2 separate regions of the Homo sapiens genome follow, and region 1 is linked to region 2. A link is a contact called in ENCODE Hi-C or POLR2A ChIA-PET data. All regions are on one chromosome and are shown on one strand. Each heading gives the region's core, a stretch centred on a gene start or an enhancer-like site at or near the end of the contact. The rest is flanking DNA. Distances are from core to core; before and after follow the strand shown. Region 1 holds the start of FIGN (fidgetin, microtubule severing factor). Region 2 holds the start of BAZ2B (bromodomain adjacent to zinc finger domain 2B).

What was found. A loop is a pair of places that touch in the nucleus more often than their neighbours do. ChIA-PET counts read pairs that join two places held with the same protein, here RNA polymerase II (POLR2A). Pooled maps may share reads with other maps.
Region 1: a pooled map of gastrocnemius medialis shows a loop between it and region 2 (11-fold over the local background). The contact joins the promoter of FIGN here to the promoter of BAZ2B in region 2. A Hi-C loop is called at or near these places in 1 of 168 maps with a recorded cell type or tissue (gastrocnemius medialis) and 3 of 50 pooled maps. POLR2A ChIA-PET finds 5 or more read pairs at or near these places in 1 of 52 experiments (Caco-2).

What each region holds. Positions count from the first base shown.
Region 1 is chr2:163,734,552-163,737,640 of GRCh38, reverse strand. FIGN (fidgetin, microtubule severing factor) reads left to right here and starts at 1,633. Exons shown (of 3, transcript NM_018086.4): 1 at 1,633-1,803; 2 at 2,569-2,738. The coding sequence starts at 2,714. RefSeq lists enhancers at 1-509, 510-1,026.
Region 2 is chr2:159,615,079-159,618,167 of GRCh38, reverse strand. BAZ2B (bromodomain adjacent to zinc finger domain 2B) reads left to right here and starts at 1,620. Exons shown (of 37, transcript NM_013450.4): 1 at 1,620-1,926. It overlaps BAZ2B-AS1 (BAZ2B antisense RNA 1), which reads right to left and starts at 2,874. Exons shown (of 2, transcript NR_110588.1): 1 at 2,715-2,874; 2 at 126-2,418. RefSeq lists enhancers at 1,531-1,600, 1,851-1,930, 1,558-2,084.

The sequences.
Region 1 (3,089 bases), core at 384-2,883, 4.1 Mb before region 2:
ATATATAATTTGCCTCTTTCATTCTTAGCTTCGTTGAAATATAGAAGACTGGATGTCTACCAGGCCAAAGTATAAACTCACCATTTATCTATTAAAGTCATATTTAATGAAAACGAAGAGAAATTATGACCCAATTCACTCTCTTTCTCATTACAATTCCTAAAGAACTTTGCCGGGCACATTATCTCGTAGACATCATGATCAAATGTTATTGTTTGCTTTATTATCTCAGTTGGATGGTTGGCTAGTCTAGAATGAAATAGGTTGAAGGCAATACTCTCAGCCTAGAAGTCTGAATGAGGTTCCCATTCAAATGATCCTGATTGTTTGCGGGTGGGGCGGGGTGATTAGTAAACCAACTGAGCTTACACTGCATAGTAAGCGTCTGGATGCCGCACATTTACATCTAACAAGAGACCCCAGAAAACGTGTGTGTGTTTCTTAAACCTTATGTTCCGAACAAAAGGCTATCTCAGCAACAGACAATCAGCACTGCATTGCTCCCTGGGATGCGAGCAACACACTCAACTGCACATTTCATTCTTCCTCGGCTCCCAGCACCACAAAGCCCCTACTCTCTTCCCACTCCTGGGTCCCCAGATTACTCCATAGAGGGGGGTTGGGAAGGCAGAAGCCTAACGTCTATGCCTGCGCACCAGCCGCCGACACCAGGGCCCCCCGGGCGCTGCTTTCTCCAGCCCGAGCCGCCTGGGGGAGGTAGGGAGGGGAGCCAGGGAGCGCGAGAGGGGACCGCACACCTAGACACTTAGGATTTTATTTATTCACAGGGAGGCGGGGGAGGGGAACTGGGCGAACGCGAATTTTCTCCCCGAAGTTGCCTCTTCTAAGCAGATCAAGTCGTTTTCTGGCTGGTGCTGGGGGCCCCGGGGAGGGTGCCGGTGAGGTCCAGGCTCTCGAGACCAGATCCCGTCCCGTGCGCAGAGGGGGTGGGGAAGGGCGGACGGGCCGCAGCTGTCGAGAGGGCCGGGAACCGGCAGGGAAGAGCCCGCGGGCCGGGGAGCAGCGCGGCTCTGTCCCGGGCCCTCCAACGCAGGCCGGGGAGCGCAGGGGCCGGCTGGTCACGCGTGGGAAAGAAAGCCCCCTTCCCCCTACGGCGCTGCTCCCCTTTCCCCAGGCTGGGCCGCCAGAGAGTGCGTGCAGGGAGAGCTGCGAGTCCCCGCGCGCGTAATCATGACCTCGGGGCCCCCTCCGGGCCGCGTGAGCGCATCGGCGAGGCTGGGCGGCCGCCGCGGCCCCGGCCGTGTAACATGACCCGAGCGGCCGGCCGGCCGGCGCGGCGCGGCCATTGAGCCCTCCCTGCCCATGAATCTCTGGCGCGTCTCTAGCTCGCTCGCCGGCTCGCCTCCCGCCTCCCTTTCTCCCCCTCCAGCTCCGCGGGCTCCGTGCGCCTCTCCCTCTCCCTCCTGGTCCTCCCGCTGCCCGTCTCTCTCCACTGCCCGCCTCTCGCCACTGCCTCCCGTCTTCTCTCCCTCACGGCAGCCTCCGTCTCTTTCTCCCTCTCTCCTTTGAAAACTGATCTTTGGCTCTTAGTGTGAAAGTGATTTGAATTTGGCTCTGCGGCGCTCTGCGCCTGCGCCCAGCCTCTGGCATGCTGGCTCCTTCCAAGCAGCTGTTTTGGGTTTGAAATTCCAACATGGCAGAGGCTGCAGTCCGTCTTCCCTTCAAAAACTTGGAATGATTTCAAATCATAGGCACCTTCACTTAACCCTAGCTTCCATTCATCAGCAAACACATCGGATCGATGCTACGCTAACCTATCGGGTTCTCTCTCCGCGCGTTCAGGTAAGAGGAGCTTCGTAGTTTTCTACCATCTGTTTAAATTTGTTTTTGTTTTATTTTTAAAGAATATAAATACATCCAAGACCTGTAATTAAAAGAGATCTTCAGTTGTGCCGTAAACATTAAATTCAATTTCCACTCGTTTCTATTCTGTACGCCAACCTGCTGTCTAATTTCTCTGTTCAAAGTAGCCCTGAAACATTATAATGCATATTTTTGCTGCTTAATCATTGTAACAATAGTATGGGATTAAGAGTTCGCGATTGCAAGAATCTCGCTTTTCGCTATATTGGGCTTACTTATTACTATCTTTTTACTTCAAAAATAAAAAAATAAGAAAGCGGAGCCATAGGGTGGGGCTAGACTTTCTTCGGGAACTAACTTCTAAGTAAATAAGAAGTGTAAATAAGAATCTTGCACACACACAAAAAGTTGAGGTTAAATTACAATCTCGTGGCTGGGGGAACGAGAAAATGTCAGAAGATCGGTTGCAGAAAAATGTAAGCACATCATCTAGGAGGGGGTACAGCGTGGTGGGCGTATTGTTGGCAAGGAACGGGAGAGAAAGATGTATAATTTAATGGTATATACAATCCACTGATCCTATTACCGTCCTCCCCGGAGCTCTTGTTAGTTTCAATGGGAGTGAGTGAAATTGACATGGACTTGCATTCCTGGTCATGTGCTTTTTTTCCTTTCTTTCTTCTCCTGTGATCTGAGATCCCCTTTTTGTTGATGTTGCTTTCCCCCTTAATTATATGCATGTAGGTTAAATGAATACCTGACGAAAGGGCCCACGTTTCAAGGCAGTGACATTTGATAGCTGAGAGGAAAAGTGGCTTTAATGAAAAGCAACCTTTGGAATTCCTGCTTGTGAGAAATCCAATTCAGCTTTTTGTGCTGCCAGCAAGAAATGATCAGTAGCACCAGTGTTTATGGTATGTCAGTTTTGGAATTTACTTCCTTTGCATCTAAATAGGAAAGACAAATGAAATAGCATGATAAAACCATTGAAGACTGCCTGGCAAGCAGTTGCTCATGATATAGAATTCCTTTTTTTAAAAAATATATGTTTAATGTCACCATGCTTTTTTTTCTTTTGCTATCACTTGTTTGTATATTGCAGTTTTGATTAATATATTACTTGAATCCACTTTTATCGGTTTTAGCTGTCATCCAGAAGTTGCACGTTACTAGTAATGCACTATATATATATAACTGCTGAAGTCAAATAGTATGTAAATTAGTTAAACTCAGTGTGGGTTTTTTTTTTTTTTTTTTTTGAAGGA
Region 2 (3,089 bases), core at 371-2,870:
TGTGGTGTAGTGAAATGATTAAAATCTGTATTCCGGGAATGTGGCAGGGAAAAAAAATCAATAAGTGCTAGCACAGCTTTGCTGCTCAATGTGAATCCTGAGAATGAAATAAACTACTACAAAAATAATAATTAAAAACATATCAGCACATTAATTTATTTAGCATCAGTCTCCTGAGACATCATCTTCACTAATTTTTAGCATACATTTTACTCTGTAATGAGCAGCCTTCTTTTCAGATATCCCTATTAGACAGGCAGTATTTCTGCCCTTCCCCCAGTGCTCCTGCATTGCAATCATTGTACTTGCACTTATTATGTTACAAATGACCGAGGTAAGGCTGACATTCTCAGTGCATGCAAAAAGACCGAGTCTGCCAAGCTTTTTTTTTTTCCTAATGAAGCAGCTTTGTGAAATCTCCCCATGTGTTAATACTAATGAAGATCCTCCAGCACAATTAAAATCACAGCCAGTGGCTGAAGAGGAAACATAAAACAATAGCATCTTTTAAGATACATTTATCCACATATGTATAAAATATACATAGATGATCAAATTATTCTCCGATAGCTTAATTTTTACTTACTCTTCATCCTGAAAATTAAATTATGCAATTTTTAATTATATGAACTTTGAGACTTTCTTGTGTTCTGGAGGGAAAAAACGGTACCTCAACGAACTTCTAAAAAAAAAAATACGTATCTTCTTGGCTAATAAAGTGTTATCAAGATTAAGGCTTTTAAAAAAATTGTTTTTAGGAATCTATAGGATGGGGTGCGGGAGGGAATGGGGCCTATTGTATCTTTAGTTTAACTTGATTGGTTGCAGGATTTGGGAATTGGGGTTGGGGGAGTGGAAGGGTAAAAACAAAGTTGGAAGAGATTCTGGGGGTAGACCATAGCATATGACTGCATTTGTAGTTTAAAGGAGCAAAGGGCTACCAGTCTTACTCATAACTTGATTTTTAAAAAGTGTTCAGTGCCTACAATTTGCTATGCTTTTTTTCTAATCTCTCAGAAACTTGAAAAAAAGCTATCGAGATTACCTTTTACAGTGTGTGCATATAACTTTAAAACGACTATTTTAACGTCTTTTATTTAAATTTTATTTTAACTTAGTGCATAAACATTACAGCCAGTTTAACTTGTCCGTGGAAAGGCAGTAGAATTTTACCCCGGGACCGTCTTGCATACTGCTTTTTTTGAGTTTTAACATCCGCAAAATCTTGGCATATTAATTTAGTTGGGTTGTAGAATTCTGAGTTTAGGAACAAAAAAAATTTAGGTGGAGATGGTTGACCTATGCTCCCTACTCTGTAGCTTTTGTTTTTTTAAAAACTAAGTTTTAAATCCCGTTTTCTGTCCTGTCTTCTTTAAAAGCAAAACAAAACATTTTAAGTTTCTTAACTTTTTCCTGGGACAAGGAACGGTGCAAACTCAAAGCTACAGTATTCTTGGAAAGAAGAAGCAACCCCCTCCCTTGGCTCCTTTAGGAGCTGATAGGTCATTTATTATTGGAACTGAAATGGTATAAACAATTCTCTCTCTTTTTTTCCCTTGTTAACAGCAACTTTCATTGTTAGAGAGAGGAGAGAGAGAGAAGCCTTGTTGGTTGACGTCACTTGGTTCATGAAGCCTTCGCCTAGAAGTGAAGCTGCTGAACAAACCTTGAGAAGAATCATCTCCTGCTTCAATCTGCTGCTGGATAGGAACTAATCAGAGAGAGAGAGGCGGAAGACGGAGAAGGAGGGAGTCGAAGGCTTTCCCGATCACAAATCTCACCTCCACTACAACTCTCTTTATACTTTTCTTGCAGAAATAATAATAGAAATAAGGAGGTGGTGGGGTTTCCAAAAATCTTAACCTTCAACCATCTGGGGAAAAGGCAAAAATCCCATCTACCGCAACTCTCAGTTCGAGAGTAAAGGTGAGTTTAAAATCCTCGGGCGTGAGGGGTGCGGGTGAGGATGTAAATTCCCAGTGTTACAAAGCCGGTGGAAACAGCAGCGGAGAAACTGCGCTCGGGCAAGCGGGGGACTCCGGAGTTGCTGCGTGGAGGCGCTCGCCCCGCCGCCCTCTCGCCCTCCGCCGCTGTTTATCCTCGCCGGTCGGTGCGGCTCTTTGTTGTGGTGGCCGGAAGGCTGGGGTGGTTCTCGGGGTCCCGAGTGGAGTTTGGGGGAGGAGGACACGGAGATGTGCCGTCCTGGGTGGGAGGTGGGGGGTGCGGCCTCAGGAGAACGTAAACTTTATTCCTAGAAGCCGGTGCGGGACTTCGCTGGAGTAGGGCCGTGGGTTGTGCTCCCGGCCGGGCAGGCGCTGCCGCCGCGAGTCCGCCGCCTTTGTGCCGGCCGCCCTGGCTTCGCGTCTCCTTCCTCTTCCCCTTCGGCTTCCAGCGCTCAGGTCGCCGCCAACAGTTTTGCTTCTTAAAAAACAACCTCTGTCAGCGTTGCGATGGCCGTTCCTACCCCGGAATATCCGCTGCTCCCCCACTCCCTGCCGGGGTAGTTTCTGGATCACCCCCCACCCCCGTCCGCCTCCTGCTGCCCTTTTTTGCCTCCGCCCCCTCTTCCCTGTCGGACTGACGAGCTGCGTCTGCCACCCCCACTCCCCGGCTTGGGCCTCTAGCTCTCCCGTGTGTAGCTGGAGGCTCTGAGTTTACTGAAGATGAGCGGGGGTGGGGGTGGGGCAGGTGGGATTGGGAAAAGATCTGGATACCTGGGAAGGTCTATGTCAGCACGCAGAAGGTTTGAGGAGCATTGCTTCTCATACAGTAAGGTCTGTGCCTTGGTCTCATGTTTTAGCAGTTCTTCCCCGGGAACGACCGCCAGCTCCCAACTCCTCTGCTTCCCTCTTTTAATCTTCTTGTCGCTACCCCTCCCCCCAGCCCCCGTTCTCTTTCGCGGCTCCCTCCCCTTTAAGTAGTTTCACGAACCCCAGAATTGGGATTTGAGAAGGGGAAGGAAGTGTTTGAAGAGTCAGAGCTGGCTCTGTTGTTTGGGAGATTTTCTCTTCTTTTCTTTCTCCCTCTGTATTTATCTTTTGTCTGTTGCTTCCTTATAAAGAGGGAAGCAGCTGCAGTCCTTGGCCGAG